4 separate regions of the Homo sapiens genome follow, and all the other regions are linked to region 1. A link is a loop called in an ENCODE intact Hi-C map of the cell type or tissue named here. Cell type or tissue: Caco-2. All regions are shown on one strand. Links, peaks and the distances in the headings refer to the core of each region. The heading gives the core; the rest is flanking DNA.

Evidence for each region. Peaks named below come from ENCODE experiments on the same cell type or tissue, not always from the same donor. Only the 100,000 strongest peaks of a DNase experiment are listed, where the experiment ranks them.
Region 2: it touches region 1 in a loop (6-fold over the local background); 4 of 110 quality-filtered maps call a loop at or near these places.
Region 3: it touches region 1 in a loop (8-fold over the local background); 3 of 110 quality-filtered maps call a loop at or near these places.
Region 4: a loop joins it to region 1, with 8 times the contacts of the local background. A loop is called at or near these places in 3 of 110 quality-filtered maps.

What each region holds. Positions count from the first base shown.
Region 1 is chr11:3,474,436-3,478,966 of GRCh38, forward strand. It overlaps LOC105376526 (a long non-coding RNA gene), which reads right to left and starts at 2,638. Exons shown (of 2, transcript NR_169525.1): 1 at 2,508-2,638; 2 at 1-1,938. It also overlaps the pseudogene ENPP7P15. In Caco-2, for the core only: CTCF peaks have their summits at 1,999 and 2,956 (motif pointing right); DNase peaks (open chromatin) are centred at 2,696 and 3,256; H3K4me3 peaks cover 360 bases.
Region 2 is chr11:3,607,311-3,611,841 of GRCh38, forward strand. It overlaps the pseudogene XNDC1CP. Among named protein-coding and RNA genes, the nearest start is that of ART5, 32 kb to the right of the region's middle. In Caco-2, for the core only: a CTCF peak has its summit at 2,549 (motif pointing left); a DNase peak (open chromatin) is centred at 2,577.
Region 3 is chr11:3,562,495-3,567,025 of GRCh38, forward strand. All of the region lies in intron 1 of LOC101927708 (a long non-coding RNA gene), which reads right to left. It also overlaps the pseudogene LOC107987159. Among named protein-coding and RNA genes, the nearest start is that of ART5, 77 kb to the right of the region's middle. In Caco-2, for the core only: a CTCF peak has its summit at 2,109; no DNase peak of the experiment used is centred there.
Region 4 is chr11:3,579,332-3,583,862 of GRCh38, forward strand. It overlaps the pseudogene LOC107987159. Among named protein-coding and RNA genes, the nearest start is that of ART5, 60 kb to the right of the region's middle. RefSeq lists a silencer at 1,795-2,064 and an enhancer at 4,050-4,531. In Caco-2, for the core only: a CTCF peak has its summit at 1,983 (motif pointing left); DNase peaks (open chromatin) are centred at 1,727 and 2,040; H3K4me3 peaks cover 1,043 bases.

The DNA.
Region 1 (4,531 bases), core at 982-3,481:
CTCCTTCAGCTACTAGCAAGTAGTCTAAGGCCAGTCTATTCTGATAGATAGCATTCCTCATTTGGGTTTCTTGCCAAGCTAAAACAGTCAAAGCTCTGCCAGTTTCATTAGTAATTATTTCTAAGATGGCCTGCAACCGTATGATCCAATTGAGCATGTAGATGGGGGTTCGGTATCCCCATGAGCCGTCTTGTGCCCATGTGGCAGGCCCATAATACTGAATGATCCTTTCAGGGGGCCACTCATTCTCCTTCCAGTTTCCTATAACTATGCCTTTCTTTTCTCGGGCGGCGTAGACAGGGAAACCTAGGAGCTCACCCGTTTTTATGGGTAATAAGAAAAAGGATGGCTTAATAGTGTCAATAACACAACTGCCTGCCCATTTATTAGGTAACCGAATGTAGGCTCTGTGCCTACATATCTAGTATAGTCCAGCGGGAACCGTCCAGTCCTGATGAGATTCTGGATGAGCCTAAGCAGTTTTTAATTTAGAAAATTTACTAAATGGATTCTTTTCAGTGTGGTTTAGGCCCTACTAAGTAATTGTCTGTATTGTGCTGTTATACAACTTCTGTCCTATACAATTAAGCTTTCCTACAGGGATGATAAAGTCTTTCCCTTCTCTAGCTCTACAGTATTGTCTAATAATTGAGGTTTTTAGGACCTAGAAGTTGCTAGCTTCGGCCTTCTGAACTGGAATTATATCAGGAGCTGGATCAGTAGGCACCAACTCTTGGGCTTCCCAAGGCCATCTGTCTCCGATAGTGGTTCCTCCGCGTACATAACAAGAAGTAACAGTTATGTAAGTAAGAAAATTACATTTTCTGCTAATTGGAGAAACAAATTTTTTGTCTTTTTCAGAAGTTCTGGTGCTGGCACATTCAGCTCCTCATAAAAGGTTTGAAATACTGGTTTGGGAGAGCACTTGTGGACCTCCCCTCTAATTACAATGGCAACTTGAGGGTTTAACCCTGTCCTATTGATCCCCAGGGTTACACGTTCTCCCTTTTTCCAACGGGGATCTAGGGGATTGGTAATTATTAGTTCTAGTGGGTTACAGTGACTGGCAGCACAGGAGGGGTTGGCTTCCCCCTTCTGAAGATAAACCGGTTCCTTTTTGTTCTTTTTTTAAGTAGCCTAAATAACACATGGCCAATAGGCACAATTTTTACAAACCCCTGACTCATGACAAACATATTTATTTTCTACTCTTTAGCTCCTTTCTCAGTTAAGAGAACCACATCCTATTTCTAGCTTTTTACTATTAATGGCTGCACAAGCATCAAATCTTAAAGTTATTTGCTTGGGAATTTCTTTTTCTTCTGTTCTAGTTATTATTTTACTTGTATCACCTAGGAAAAGGCCAGTTCTTATTCTTATTTCAAAAACGGTGGTTGCGGAGGGCTCAGATGGGTTATAACACGCATCAGGTCGGTCATTTCTCGGGCTACATACCTTGCACTGAGTGGCATTATACAAACAAGTTTCTTTTATTGTTTCCACACATTCATAATAACTATAGAACAGAAAGATTGTTTTAATTTGCTGTCCTACTTCGGTGACCTGATGAATACACTGGGAACAGTCCCCAGTTTGAGTAAGATCAGTTGAAGCCCTTACTGTATAAGTCCAAAATTTAAGAAAAATGAATCTCACGATGAGCTTCCTCAGGCTTCGGCCGTGCGTGGACCAGTCAGCTTCCGGGTGTGACTGGAGCAGGGCTTGTCGTCTTCTTCAGGGTCACTCTGAAAGGGTTGTCTGGGCTTGGTCTTGCCTCCCAGGTTTCACGCGCTGCAGGTTTTACATGGCTGTGGTGGATCCAGGCTGGGATTCCTTCTACCTTCACAGCGGTGGGAGGGCTCAGAACGACAGTCTGGGGTCCTTTCCACAGTGGACACAAAGAGGCTACGTTCCAGTTCTTGATCCACACTCGATCACCTGGGGAGAAAGGGTGAACTGGGGAGAATAAGCTAACAGGCCATTTACTCGGGCTGAGATTGTTTGTGTAATTTTTCCTAAGGCCTGTAGCTGTCGCTGTAACTCAATTTCACCTAACTCTCAGGGAGTGCCTGGAAGTCCCCGCAATATAGGAGGGGGCCTATGATATAATATTTCATAAGGGGAATATCCTGCTCTTTTAGAAGTGGTACATCTAATTTTAAATAATACCATAGGGAGAGCCTGTATCCATTTTAATCCTGTTTCCTGACATACTTTCCCTAAACTATTTTTGATAGTTTGATTCATTCGCTCCACCTTTCCGGAACTCTGAGGCCAGTAGGCAGCATGCAGTTTCCATGTGATCCGTAATATCTTTGCCGCCTTCTGTACTAAGTCAGCCACAAATGCCGGCCTGTTATCTGAGCCGATCCGTAAGGGCAGTTCAAATCTAGGAAGAAGATCTCGAAGAAGCACACGAGTTACTTCACGAGCTTTCTCAGTTCGTGTTGGATAAGCCTCCACCTACCCAGAGTAGGTACGCCCAAGAACTAGTAAATACTTGTTACCTCTACACTTTGACATCTCTGTGAAGTCCACCTGGAGATCTTCAAAGGGGGCTGCTCCATAAGCTTGTATGCCGGGTGGAACGGCTGGACATTGCCTAGCATTATGCTGTGGGCAGGTAACACACCACTGCGTCACCGTTTTGGCAAGAGCTGACAAATGCGAGATGTAGAAATACCGGCCTAACAACTTTTCAATTGACTCCTGACCTCGATGGGTGGTTTCATGCACAGCCAGTACAACTGCAGCTCCTAGCAGCTGTGGCGCATCTTCTCTCCCTTCCGGTAACCGAATCCATCCTTCCTCCATCACTTGTCCTCTCTCTGCCTGGAGGAAGTCCTTTTCTTCTTTAGAATAAGTAGGTACAAGATCAGGTGCTTGAGGGAGCATGGGGGCTGTGACTGATGCCCGGAAGGGGGCAGACGCTGCTTTTCGAGCCTCTAAGTCAGCGGGGGAATTCCCTAAACCCAGCAAGGTGGAAGCTCGCTGCTGTCCCCTGCAATGCATAACTGCCACCTTGTGGGGTCTCCATATGGCTTTTAACAATTGCAAGATTTCTTGTTGATATTTTATGTCTTTTCCCCCAGAGTTCAATAGGCCCTTTTCTTTATATAATGCTCCACGCACTTGAAGGGTTGAAAAGGCATATTGAGAGTCAGTGTAAATGTTGACATTCTTAGCTTCACTGAGTTCTCAGGCCCGAATGAAAGCAATGACTTCAGCTTTCTGAGCTGAAGTGCCCTGGGGCAATGATCTGGCTTCAGCAACAGTGTCCAGAGTTACCACCGCATATCTTGCACATCTCTCTCCTTGTGGGTTGATGAAGCTGCTCCCAGCCACGTATAGTTCCTAGTCTACTGGTGCCTAAGGCTGGTCCTGGAGGTTAGGTCTGCTAGAGTAAACTGAGCCCAACACTTCTACACAGTCATGCTCGACAGGGCTCTCTGATACTGGGAGCAAGGTAGCGGGGTTCAGCGTGCTACAAACTTCAGTGGTTATACGGGGATTTTCACAGAGCAAACTTTAGGACTTAGTGAGTCTAGCATTCATTAGCCAATGATGTCCTTTAGTATTCATTAAAGTCACCACAGCACGGGAGGCCTTTATGTTCAGGTTTTGCCCAAGAGTCAGCTTATCTGCTTCTTGTACTAGCAGGGCAGTTGCTGCCAAGGCCCTCAAACACGGGGGCCATCCTTTAGAAACCCCGTCTAGTTGTTTAGAGAGGAAGGCCACCGGCCTCAGCCAGGGCCCCACAGTTTGGGTTAAAACTCCAACTGCTATCTTTTCTCTCTCTGACACATACGATGGAAAAGGCTTTGTTAGATCGAGTAGCTCCAGGGCTGGGGCTGACATAAGTTTTTCCTTTAACTCATGAAAGGCTTGCTGTTGCTGGGATCCCCATTCAAAACGTTCCCTGTCCCCCCCCCCACCCCTTTGTGACCTCATACAAAGGCTTGGCTTATACTGCAAAGTTTGGGATCTTCAGTCTGCTAAACCCAACAGCCCATAAGAATTCTCTCACCTGCCTTCTTGTCTTAGGCTCCGGTAGATTTCAAATGACCTGCTTTCTTTCTGATCCTAGGCTGCTCTCCCCCTTTTGGATAGTAAATCCTAAGTAATGTACCTGCTGTCGTCAGATCTAAGCTTTTTTCTTGGACATCTTATACCCACAGTCCTCCAGGTGCCGGAGTAGAGCATCTGTTCCCTTGGCGCACCTGACTGCCGTGGGGTGTCCCAGCAAAAGATCATCAATGTACTGGAGCAACACGCAGTCTACGTCTCTGGTGGGAAACTTCTGGAGGTCTCGAGGCAATGCCTCCCCGAAGATGGTGGGGGAGTTCTTGAACCCTTGGGGAAGCCCGGTCCAAGTGTACTGAGTAGTGACACCTGACTCCGGATCTTCCCACTGAAAGGCAAACAGCTTCTGGCTCTCAGGGGCTAATCTGATGCTGAAGAAAGCATCTTTCAGGTCCAAGCAGGTGAAGCAGCTGTCCTCAGCTGGCAGCAACCCCAGCAATGTGTACGG
Region 2 (4,531 bases), core at 1,271-3,770, 130 kb after region 1:
AAAAAAAAATTATCCAGGCATGGTGGCCCGTGCCTGTCATCCTAGATACTTAGGAGGCTGAGGTAGGAGGATCACTTGAGCCCAGGAGATCGAGGTTGCAGTGAGCCGTGATCATACCACTACACTCCAGCCTGAGTGACAGAGTGAGGCCCTGTCTCAAAAAATTATTATTATTATTATTATTATTATTATTATTATTATTATTATTATTGTACTGAGACAACAGATAAGACTGTTCCAGGCAAACCGGTACCTACGTTCACCCCAGTTTTAGGATAAATAAAAGTTTCTCAGAGTTCTTTTCCATTTTGGCCATCTACATTACTCTGCACTTCTAGGACCATGGTGGGATGGAGGTCAAAGGGAGACAGCAACTGCAGAGTCTTATCAGAAGGGTATTGAACATCAACAGCAGGGTGAAACATACATGCAGGTACTTTGTGAAACTGTAGCGAAGGAATGTCCTGCAACATTTCAGCAAGAGACAGATGGTACATGTAAGCTGGGATTACAGATGGATGGCACTCAGTTTTATAATTTAGGGTGCCTAAAACGTCATAGACTTTTTTTCTAATGAGTCATTCTAATTGGTATGTTATAGTGAAAGCAAAACATAGGGCTTTTAACTCTGTGAAATGGGGTTATTATGATCACCAGTTTTCTAGTAAGAAAAGCACAGAGAAATTTAGTGGGGTGACCCAGGTCACACTGCCAAATAAGTCTTGGAGCGGATTTGAACCTAGGCCACTTGATTCCAACTAACCGTTGCTCAGAAGCTAATAATGAATCATTTCCTAATAATTAATTTCCTGATAATCTCACTTAGAGTTAAGGTTAAAATAAACTATCTCTACACACCTATCTAGTTACCCTTTCTAGTAGCATTCACTGTAACATTCATGAGACAAGGTAAAGAAAAATGAAAAACCTGGAAAATTAAAGAAAAGATTTCAGGATTATTGCTAGGTCCAAGAAAAGATTGTAATGGTAATTAGAAAATATTAAAGAGTTAATGAGAATAAAAATACTACTCAAGCTTGTAGAATGAAGCCAAAGTTATGCTTTACAAGAAAGACATTTACCTTTAAAATAACCTGTGATAGAAGAATCAGAGTTGAAAATTAAAGACAAAAATTTTTTAAGATAAGGGGAAAAAGGAAATTTCAATAAATAAAAAAGGAAAAAGGAATTAGGGGGCCAGGTGCAGTAGCTCATGCCTGTAATCCCAGCACTTTGGGAGGCTGAAGCAGGCAGATGACTTGAGGCCAGGAGTTCAAGACCAGTCTGGCCAACATGGCAAAACCCTGTCTCTACTAAAAATACAAAAATTAGTTGGCTGTGGTGGTGCACGCCTGTAATCCTAGCTACTCAGGAGGCTGAGGCACGAGAATCGCTTGAACCTGAGAGGCGGAGGTTGTAGTGAGCTGAGATCATGCCACTGCACTCCATTCTAGATGGCAGAGTGTGACTGTGTCTCAAAAAAAAAAAAATTAGGGGCCGGGTGCAATGCAATGGCACATGCCTGTAATCTCAGTGGTTTGGGAGGCCGAGGAGGGACAATCGCTTGAGCCCAAGAGTTTGAGACCAGCCCGTGCAACATAGTGAGAACTTGTCTCTACAAAAAATTGTTTTTAATTAGCTGGGCATGGTGGTGTGAGCCTATGGTCCCAGCTGCTCAAGAGGCTGAGGTGAGAGGATTGCTTGAGCCCCAGAGTTCAAGGCTACAGTGAGCCATGATCCTGCCACTGCATCCCAGCCTGGGTAGGGCAAGACCCCATTTTTTTTTCTTCTTTTTATTTGAGACAGGGTCTCACTCTGGTCACCTGGCTGGAGTGCAGTGGTGCAGTCGCAGCTCACTGCATGCAGCCTTGGCTTCTGAAGCCCAAGCAGTCCTCCCACCTCAGCACCTCAGCCTCCCAAGTAGCTAGGACCACAGACATGCACTACCACGCCTGGCTAATTTTTTTGTTTTTGTATAGACAGGTTCTCACTATGTTGCTCAGGCTGGTCTCAAACTCCTGGGCTCTAGCAATCCTCCCACCTTGGCCTCCTAAAGTGCTGAGATTACAGCCACAAATCGCTGTACCCAGGGTGAGACCCCATCTCTTTTTTAAAAAGTAGGGGTATAATCACAGATAAATTGAATTTTGACAAAGAATTAAGAAGCCAGCATACTACGATATAAATAAAATCTCTATGCAGAAATTATCTTGGGAGATTATTGCACATAGACATTTCTGGAGCAAGGAGGTTATAAAATGCCTGTGATAGTTAGATATGGTGGCTAATGCTCTCTCTGCACGATATCTATATGTATATATATACACACACCTCTTTGTAGATGGCTAGAAACTGTGGCTAAAACTGGTAGGTTTTTAGTTGTAAGTTAACAAAACTGTTCACAAAATAAATCATACTAAAAACTTAACAATATTATTAGATAATATTTAGAAGGAAATAATGAAATAAATGTCCCCAAAAAGTTCAGTCATTTAAGAGTAGTTTGATAGTTTGAGTAGGCCCTGGCACTAGGTAGCAGTGTCCCCTGGTGGTGAATCTTGGTATTTCATATCTCTCCATCGTTTTTCCTCAGGGTTCTTCTGATGCTGAGGAGTCTGGTCCTAGCCCCTGGCTAGCTAATCCTTCCAGCCGGAGGACATTCTTCCCACATCCCCGTACGTATGTACCTGACAGAGTGGAAGTCTCCCAGCCACCTCTGAGATCTTTCTCCTGGAAAAGAAATGCTATCAAGTCACTGACAAGCACACAAGACCAGCCTGTGTTCACCAAATTAATCACGTACTCTAGGCCTAACCCTATCTGTATATTAAACTAGCTTTCTTGCTTAGATGCCATTGACTTGAGTAAGCAGAATAAGATCTATATTTCAAGTGGAACCAAGTACTCTCTGTTTCCCTGCAGGGACACCAAGGAAATTTCAGAGCTCAGGAATATCCTAACACAGTTGCAGCCAGGGACTCTGGGGCGTTCAGCCCACATGGTGCTTTCTGCTGCCCACAGGGTGCCTCCAGTCAGTGTGGCAAGCCCAAAGAACAACCATGCAGAACCAGGTTCCAGTCATCCAGACAGGGCAGGTGAGTTCACACGACCTGTTCCTTCCTGTCCCTAGCAGTGCCCTTCCTCCCTGAATCTACCATTGCTCTGCAGGGATGGCTCACAAGTGGGACTTCATGTGGTAGAACAGATAATTGTTGGTGTCTTGTTACCAGAAGACAAATCAAATATTGTACAGTAATTGAAAAAGCACTGGCCTAGGAATCAGGAATCCTTATCTCTTTGGGCCTCAGCTGTCTACCACATAAGAAAAGACGTAGTTTATTATTTTAAGAAAAAGAGACTAGAAGGGAACTCATAATTTTTGGGCACCTACTATAGGCTGGGCCCTGGAGCTATGAAAGCACTTTAAAATATATTAAATGCTGTACAAAGTGTTTCATAAATTCAGAATAACCAGACAAATGGAGGTTGATGGTTTTTATTATCACTCGTTTGACAGATATTTATTAAACATCGTTTGTGCCAGGCTCTGTGCTAGGGATACCGTAATAAATAGCAATGCTCCTTCCCTAGTGGAGAAACACATGTCAGTGTCACACAGATAAATTTAAATCTTCAAACTGTGATGAGTACTGTCAAGGAAAAGTATAATTGGAGGACTAGATTTAGATTAGAGAATCCAGGAAAAGTGCCTCATAGGAATTAGCATTTCATCTAAGACTTGAAGAGTGAGAAAGGCACACTCTTTGCCTCCAGGCAAAGAGGGTAGAAAGAATATTCTTAGAGGAAGGAACATCATATGTGAAGACTGCTTTGTTAAAGAGCTGTATTTAACGAGCATTTCTAATACAGATCCCAGAGCAGAGGAGCAAAACTCTGAGAATGACGCACGCAGGATGAAAAGAAGGAAAGTGCAGCACCAAAGGTAAGTAGATCAATATGAAAGACCCAAATCACCTCCCCAAACCTTATTGCCCTTTTGCAGCTGTCCTTCCCCCCAATCTTGTTTCATTAAAGGTCAGAGAGTATCCTTGTGTCTGGGTTTAACCTGTGGGTCTAGACCTAAGGGCAGTGAAGAAAAGATATCCTTGTCCACATGTTGTCAGGTTTGGAACTAGGCAAACAGGCAGTCCTGTAGTGAACCAGAATCTGAAGATGAGTGTGCTGTATTTCACGGGCTTCATCAAAATCTAAATCTTTGGCCGGGCGCAGTGGCTCACGCCTGTAATCCCAGTACTTTGGAAGGCCGAGGTGGGCGGATCACCTGAGGTCGGGAGTTCAAGACCAGCCTGGCCAACAAGGCAAAACCTTGTCTCTACTAAAAATACAAAAATTAGTTGAGTGTGTCGGCACACGACTGTAATCCCAGCTACTAGGGAGGCTGAGGCAGGAGAATCACTTGAACCCAGGAGGCGGAGGTTGCAGTGAGCCGAGATCGCGCCATTGTACTCCAGCCTGGGCAACAAGAGTGAAACTCTGTCTCAAAAAAAAAAAAAAAAAAAAAAAATCTAAA
Region 3 (4,531 bases), core at 1,141-3,640, 88 kb after region 1:
AACCTGCAAGGGAAGCATTCATTCGTGACGATAGGTTTTATCGGGAACAGAACCAGCCCTGGGAATGCTTGAACCTGCACTGAAGGTCACCCCCTCCTCCCCACAGGAGGGGGCTAACATTAAGGAGCAGGGGCCAGATGGGAAATGGAGTGTCCTTTTATTATGAGACCACAGTGAGACTCTTTTTTTTTTTTCCAGAGTCTCGTTCTTGCCACCCAGGCTGGCTTGCAGTGGTACAATCTCAGCTCACTGCAACTTCCGCCTCCCGGGTTCAAGCAATTCTCATGCCTCAGCCTCCCGAGTAGCTGCGACTATAGGCGCCTGCCACCACGCCTGGCTAATTTTTGTATTTTTAATAGAGACAGGGTTTCACCATGTTGGTCAGGATGGTCTTGATCTCTTGACCTCATGATCCACCTACCTTGGCTTCCCAAAGTACTGGGATTACAGGTGTGAGCCACCACGCCTAGCCTGAGACTTTCAAGTACAGCCACAATGGACCACAGAGCTTAGACATCAGGGCTAACATGGAATCTCTGTCATTAAATCTTGAGATCTTATTATCTTTGCTCAAAGAAAAAAAAATCAGAATTGACATTTTGAGGACAAGACATCTGAATGTAAACTTGACCTTAGAGGATATTAAGGAATTACTGGTAATTTGATTAGGTATGACAATGATCATATAAAAAATGCCCTCATGTTTTTAGAGGGAAAGTAAATTATGTAGGGGTGAATATCAGGATGCAATTACATAACTACTGTAAACTATTTTTTAAATACTTCAGAAAAACAAATGGAGTCAATATTGCAAACGTTAATCGTTTTTAAACCTATGTGATGGGTATATGATAGCTTATTAAACTAGTCTCTCTACTTTTATGTATATTGAAAATTTTTCATAATAATAATAATAATAAAAACCTTGGCCAGGCACAGCAGCTCATGCCTGTAATTCTGGCACTTTGGGAGGCCGAGGTGGATGGAGGACTGCTTGAGCCCAGGAGTTTGAGACCAGCCTAGGCAACCTGGTGAAACCTCATCTCTACAAAAAATAGACAAATTAGTCAGGCATGGTGGTGTGCACCTGCAGTCCCAGCTACTCAGGAGGCTGAGGTGGGAGGATCACCTGAGCCCAGAAGGTCAAGGCTGCAGTGAGCCAAGGTCATGCCACTGCACTCCAGCCTGGGTGACAGAACCTGTCTCAAACAAACAAACAAGCAAACAAAAACCCTCTTGATCCCATTTCCCAAAAAAATGATTTTTTTGAGATCTTACCATCTCCTGGCTTGGTGCAGAGTACAGGAAATCAAGACAAAGTATAGCACACAAGGAATAAGGAGGGGGGGAAGTGTGGGGGAGGCTGACACTGTGGACTCTCCCAGCTCAGTCGACCCATGCACCTTGCTTCATGGAAGAAAGGAATGGAAGATGAATCATGCCTTCAGCACACAGTGACCTTCCTCACTAGTAAATGTGCCTCCAAAAGTGTCCAAGAACTCAGCGCCAGAGCCAGACTGGCAGCATGAGAATCACCTGCAAGCTTTTGCAAACATAGGCCCCTACTGGGTTCAAATGTATTCATCTCTTGGAGAGGAGGAGAGAGGCAGAACAAGGAAAAGGATGGGAAGAAACCAGCCTTGTGCACAGGAGGATGCTGGGATTCCTCCTGCACATTTAGCGCAATGCAGCCTATTTTACAAGGTCACAGAAGCTCAGAGAGGTAAACCTGCCCAGGTTCTCGTAGATTGTAACTGGCAAAACCTGCCCAAATCTCTGTCTCTAGAGATATTTCCACTTGCTTCAACTCTGGAGCTGTCTTAGTTGTAAAGATGACAGATTCCACTCATCACTCACTTTTGTTTGCAGATATTGCCTAAGGTCCCTTGTGAATATTTAGGTCAGGGCTGTTTTTTTGAGTTTTTTGTTTGTTTGTTTCTTGGTTTTTTTACAAAGCAATCTTGTGGAAAGAACCCCAAGTGGCTCCCCATTTAAGACCCTGTAAACAGGGAGACCAGAGTCTGGAGTCCTGGTCTGGTTTCCACACCTTCATTAGATTTCCCTGTGTGTAAAATCCAACAACGATCTTTGACAAATTGCCTCCCCTAGGGGAGAGATGGAGGAAGTGTTAACTTTGCTGCTTTTTTTTTTTTTTTTTTTTTTTTCTGTTTTCAGACAGAGCCTCCCTCTGTCACCCAGGCTGGAGTGCAGTGGTGCCATCTCAGCTCACTGCAACCTCTGCCTCCTGAGCTCAAATGATTCTTGTGCCTCAGCCTCCTGAGTAGCTGGGACTACAAGCAGATGCCACCACACCTGGCTAATTTTTGTATTATTAGTAGAGATGGAGTTTCACATATTGGCCAGGCTGGCATCGAACTCCTGGTCTCAAGTGATCCGCCCCCTTCAGCCTCTCAAAGTGCTAGGACTACAGGCATGAGCCACCATGCCCAGCCACTTTGCCATTTTTTGTTAATAGACAGCTTCGAGGTCCAGTATGAGTTCACAGATTAGGAAACATCACAGGCAAAGAAGAACACTTTGCATTCAAATAGCAGAATGTTTTCATTTTCAAAGAGCTCTCACCTGCCATCTAATCTTGTCTTCCTAGCAGTCCTGGGAGAGAAGCAGATGTGGTTTCCAATCCCACTTTCCAGAAGAGGAGACTGAGGCAGAGGCTTTGCAGATACACAGAGGACATGTGAGGACAGGCGAAGGTCATGATCATTGTCAGCCCCCTTCCCCAACTTGACATTCCCAGATCTGGTGGACTTCCAGCCAGAGGAGACAGAAGGATTGGATCACTCAACTCTGCCATGGGTGCCAGGACCAAATTTTTCCCTGGCTGACTCGGTCACATCCTCTCTGGGATCTCCAACTACTACCGATCCCACAAGTCTTAGCTAAAACAGCAATTTAATAAGGAACTTTTTTTCTGAGGCTCCAGGATTGGGCCAGGCTCTCTCCATGGCTCTCTGCCCTTTCCCTACTGCAGAACTTAGCACCCGTATGTCACTATTGGTTCAAACATGTGCCTTTCGTATGCTCTCCACGTTATCTGCAGCATCTGCCAAGAATAATAATGAATGGTAAAACCTAATCTATTGAGTGTCGATGATGCACTTTTAACGTGACATCTTATTTAATCCTCACTATATCTGCAAGAGTAGAAGCTATTAATAGCCAATTTTCAGATAAGAAAATCAAAGCACAGTTTCTATAACTTACCCAGGTAGCTAGCTAGGAGGCAGCTCAGTTGGAGCCCAGGGAATCATATTCTAGAGACCGTGTTCTCAATTACTAGAGCAGGTACCTCCCCAGAATCTAGCAGGTGGTTAACGAGTCTTTGTGGAATAAATGAACAGAAGGGCAAGCAGATGGATGGATACATAGGTGGGTGGGTGGATAGATGGGTGGATGGAAAGATGGGTGGGCAGGCAGGTGGATGAATGAATGGATGGTTGAGTCGGTGAAGGGATGGCTGAGTGGGTGGAGAAATGGATGAGTGGGTGAGGGGGTGGCGGGATAAATGGATGGACGGGTGGGTGGATAGATGGGTAGATGAGTGAATGGGTGGATAGATGCATGGGTGAGTGGATGGATAGATGGGTTGGTGGGTGGGTAGGTGGATGACAGTTGGGTGCATAAGAGAGTGGGTTGGATAGATAGATGGGTGGGTGGGTGGATAGATGGGTAGGTGGGTGGATGGATGTATGCATGTCTGGATGGATGGATGGATGGATGGATGGAAGGAGGGGTGGACGGATGGATGGACAGATGAACAGATGGACTTGAGCATTTATTCGGGGTCCTCCACAGAATTGAGTGATTTCCAAAGGTGTCTCATCACCTGCAGGTGGGTGGGCAAAAGGGCTTGCCTCTGTAATACTCATGATTACGGGTAGTGCTCAGCCTTAGTTACCACTCTCAGACCACTTTATTGACTAGGAAAGTCAAAACTGGCATTGACAACTAATGCAAATTACAGCTATAACTAACAGAAGATGTTGAGTGATGACAGCTGGGCAACCAATAATCAATAACTTGGCTGTGTCATGTTGCTGTCATGCTGGACAGGTAGAGCCATGGGTTCCCTAATCCCTCCATCACATTGAGGATGCTTATCAAGACTTCCCCAACCATGGGGACAGGGATCTTATCAAATACTTGCAGTTCACCCCAAAAGGCTCACCCTCTTCGTTCCACCTGCACATGACCTTCAGCTCAAAGACATTTCCAGTCCTGCAGGTCAGCCCTTCTTCCAGCCTTTGAATTAACCCTGATGACTGCCTGCCCATTAGGTGTCTTCAACTTTCATCACACAGCCTTTTCCAAGGCTTTCCTTCAGTCCAGCCCTCACTAAACGCTGTAACTGTTGTTGACAAAATCCAGAACAAGCTGGCTGGGGGATACAGGTGGGAAGCAGGCTGTAGTAATGGGGAAAAATTCTAAGCAATCTCGAACACAGAAAAGAAACTGAACAGGTAAGAGAGAGGCAGTCAAGAGAAGAAGTGTGAATTTTGCATAACTGAAG
Region 4 (4,531 bases), core at 780-3,279, 100 kb after region 1:
TTCTATGGATGAGCTTCCCTTAATCTCAGCAGTAACAACCCCAGGCAATGGGGCCTGTTGACAGATCCATTTGCCACCGAAGACAGTAAGGCTCAGAGAGGGTAAGTGGCTTGTGCCATGTCAGCCAGCTAAGGAGGGGCAGAACCAGGATGCAAACCCCAGCTGCCTGGCTCCAGACTCGGGTTCCCAAGGTCCCACTACACTTGGTCACTCCACTGCATTCTGGTATCCTGGTCTTTGGCAGAGTCCACGTAAAAGAAGGAGGTAGAGGGAGTGAGAGGGACTTCATGCAATAAAGTTTCCCGGCGTTACACTGCCATCGTAATTGTGTCCCCGACCAGGACCTCTCCCTTCTCATCCTTTCCGTGATCAGCCCTGGAAAACCTTCCAAAGAACTGTCCTCCTTCTCCCGGGATCTCAGAGAAAATTCGCCTGAGTTCAGTGTCCACGTGACCCAAGCTCTGAATGCGGTAACGTGCACGGAGAGATAAGGATGTCACCATGAGCAAGCCTCCCAGACAGCATCAAGGAGCAACCCCAAGACTGGGCAGGGTGGGCTCTAATGCCGCCCACGGCGAGGAGGGCTGCCCGTGCTGCCTAAATGGGTTCAGAATGAAGGCCGCTCTCTCGCCCATGTGGGGCTCATTAACCACGAATCCAATTATTAAGACAAGCTCAGCTGAGCAAATGGTCAAACAAAAAAACATGTGGAAGGAACAAACAGGTCAACCCCAATATCCATCAAAAACCATCAAGGTGGCGGCCCTCACTGAGGGGTACAGCTCTCCAGTGGGCTCTCATCTGCCCTCCAAACCCATGTGCCTCCTCAGTGGAAGGCCAGCAAAGCCACACAGGAAGAGCTGGGGTAGGAAAGCAGAAAGTGAACCCCAGGAGGCCAGGCTGGCCACGGAGCCCCATCGCACACACACAAGCCCGGTGACTCAGGGGCTCACGTGTGCACGACACCGGGAGCTCACAGGGACAGCGCCCCGGGGGATGCAAGGAACTTTGCCTCTCTGTCCCTCTCTGTAGGGATGGAAAGAGGAGAGCGATTTCTGGGATGGAAGCCATCTGCCTCCTCTCAACTCTCGCTGCCCAACCAGAAAGGGAAGAAAAACAGGAAGATGCGGGACAGGTGAGGAGCTGGGTGAGCGCCGCCAGCCCGCAGTCCAGCAGAGCAGGGCTTGGCCAAGCCTGGCGCCAGGGACTTCCCCCCTACCCCCACCACAGGCCCCTCGCCAGGTGAGAGGCACCGGCAGAGTCCCAGACAGATGCCCCAGACAGGATGCCCGGCGCAACCCCCGCCCCTTCCCCTGCTAGGGGCCCCCAGGACGCGGGGCTCCCCCTCCCCTTTTGGCCAGCCGCAGAGTCCAGCGCGTCTCCCGGCCAGGGACGTCGTGGGAGAATCAGGAAGTCGAAGCCACACAGCCGAGAAGGGGCAGCTGGCGTCTCGGAGGCCGTCACGAGCTGTCACTCCGCGCCCGCCTGAGTTGCCGCTCAATTACCAACTTCAACCCGGGGCCGGCCACGGAGCCTCCCGCCGCCCCTACCCTGCGCCCCCGGGACCCCCGGACCCCAGCGCCCGCGTCACTTACTCCTCTGCCGTCGCCACCTGTCTGGGTGCCGGTCTCCTTCCTGCCCGGCCGCGGCGCGTCCTCCCCGTCCTCGGGCTGTGCGCTTCCCCCCTCCAGCAACAGCCGCAGCCTCTTCTCCTCGGGAGGGACGTCGTCCTCCTCCCTCCTGGGCCGGCCATCCCTGCCTCGGGGCTTGCCAGTGGCTTCGGAGCTGCCGGAAGGGCTGGCCATGGCTCCGGGGGTTCTGCCTGCACCTGGGGAAGAGGAAGGACCCGGCGCGAGCGGCCTCTCGGCGGAGCTGGGGCGTCTGAGCGCGGGCTCGGTGGGTCCGCGCGGCGCGGAGCTGGGCATCGGGGCGGGCGCTGGCTCCTCCGCGGGCCGCTCCTGGCTCTCTGGCGCCCTCTGCTGGCCGCTCGCGCGCACCGCGGACACGCCGGGCCCTGGCCTGCGCTGCGCTCACCTGCCCCGGCCCAAGCGGTCGCTGTCCCCTGCCTGTGGCCATACCCGCTCTGACCAGGCCCTGCCCCTCCTCCCCGCTGCAGCCAGGTTGCACCCCGATGGTCTCCCTCCCCAAGGAGGAGAGAAGAGAAGGGAAGCCCCGAGAGGGTGGACATCGGCCACAGCCACCTTGTCTTTGCTCTTACCCTGTGTCTTCCATGATTTGGAGGTGGTGGGAAAACCGAGGCTGCTCCAAACTCGTGGAGAATTCCGCCTGCAGGATGACACGAATGCACCTTCTCTTTGCTACCAACAGATCTTTTTTGAGCATCACTGTGGACCAGGCGTGGTGATGGGGGAGGGGATATTGTGGTGAACATGACAGGCATTGCCTTCACCCAGTGGGGCTCAGCGCTGGGTGAGAAGGCATTGAGAATGGACATTGTCAATTGGGCAAAAGGAGGCCACGAAGAAGTGTTGGGTGCATGGGAACTGAAAAAGACAGGAGGCTCAGCAGGTCTTGGAGCTGGGAGAGGGACAGCAGCAGCGGCTGTTCCAAAGGAAGTAAAAGTTGAGAGAGGTCTCAAAGAGTTGTTCTCAGCCCAGTGGAGGGTGTTCAGGCAGAGGGAACAGCGTGTGCAAAAGCCCAGGGGCTGGGAAAGAAGCAGAAAGAGGACTGTGGGGCTGGAGCATGGAGGGCGAGGGGAGAGAGGTGTGGTGGGCACACAGATTGCCTGGGACCCAGCCGTGCAGGGGCAGAGGAGATAGGGGATCCTTGCAGACCCCCAGCCGGGGCTGAAGCACAGAGACAATGCAGGTGGGCAAAGGGAGGAGACGTGGAGAAATATTTTGGAGGCATGCCCTGATGAATGAGCCTAGGATGCACCCTTAGTGTCAGTGTGGAGCTCCTTCCCTGGCTGTGTGATGAGCTGAACTCGGGGGTATTTTCTGGACATTGAGGTGCTACACCCAGAGTCCAGGACAGGCTAAGTGAGCACCAGCAGCTCCTGGCCTACCTCAAAAGCAGGAGAGACAGGGGAGACTGGGAAGGCTGGCGTGGAAGGGGAAGCCAGGAAGGCAGGAGAGGCCAGGGAAGCAGAGGAGGCCAGGGAGGCAGTGGAGGCAGGAGAGGCTGGGGAGGCTGTGTCCTTTCCATGATTCTGCCCAGGATCCTAGGCCCCTCTACTCCCTGAGCTTCCCCACCCCAAGCGCTGGAAACATGTTGCACAATGGTCTCCCCACTAAGCTCCTGATGGCGGCCCCTACCCTGCTGTGCTCCCTATTTCAACCCTAACAGCTCTCACAGTGGGCAGCACATAGTAGGTGCTCAGGAAACACTGGTGGGAGAGCACATGGGTGTGCTCAGCACCTTCTTCTCTCCTCCAGCTCTCCCCTGTCATGAAATAATTCTGATAACGACACATGGACTTTGAGACACTCTTCTATTACTTGCCATATGCTAATCCATCTATACCTCACAGCAGCCCTGGGGGTGGGTGCAATGAGGATGCCCATTTTACAGAGGAAGAGACCGAGGTATAAAGAGGGTAATTGAAATAGGCACACTACAGGGGCTGGGGCCAAGTGATCAGAGCACTCAATCCCCAAAGGCAAGGTGGACGCAGTTACCATAAAAGACAGCAGAGTCAAAGCTGCAACCAGAATTGCCTGACTCGCAGAGACCTATGGTGCCTGCTGATCGTGGCATTCCTAGAAGTGAAATAGATAAGAAGCCTGCCACATTTTTACTGGATCTGTGTTTGCAGAAGAGTTCTAGGTCAGGTGAGCAGAAGTCTAATCTGAATCATAAAAACAGAGTCACAGTCCCCAGTCAATTCCCAGACATAAGCCAGTTCACAGACCCGGAGTCCCTTGTCTGAATGGGAAGCCAGGTCCCCTCCAGAAAGGACTCTGCTCCACTGCCAAAAATTTATACTGTCAATCTTTCTCCCAGCCTGCCCCCAAGGGAATACACAGCCTTTTACCAGGATGACTGAACAGGAGAAAAGGAACTAATGAGACCTGTGCAGGATCACTGGACACAGGCTCTGAACTGGCACTAGGCTGAGACTAGGGTCTACCAGTCAGAATAGGCATTTTGGAGGTCAGGTGAATGTTGGTACAACTTCATGTCATGGTAGATCCATTGGGTCCCCAAATCCATCCTCTGGTTATATACAAAGTGGCAATGCTGAGATTCAAATTCAGGGCATCCAACATAGAGGCTGTGCTCTTACTCATGAAACATTCTGACACTAGTAACCATTTAAAAATGCAAACACCTCCTGGGGCTAGCCAGAGTCCTCCAAACAGTCATGTAAATTGGTTCTGTCAAGGATTTCCTCCCACCCCCTGCTGAGAGCCAGTTGCAAGGAGAGACTAGGGAAGGGCATTGGGTAACTTTGTTGCTAAAAGCTCTTCCGGATAAAGACATTTGGGAAAAGAAGAAAATAGAGTTCAGCAAAAGAGATAAGAAAGTAAGTTTATGTTTGGCCAGGCACGGTGGCTCACACCTGTAA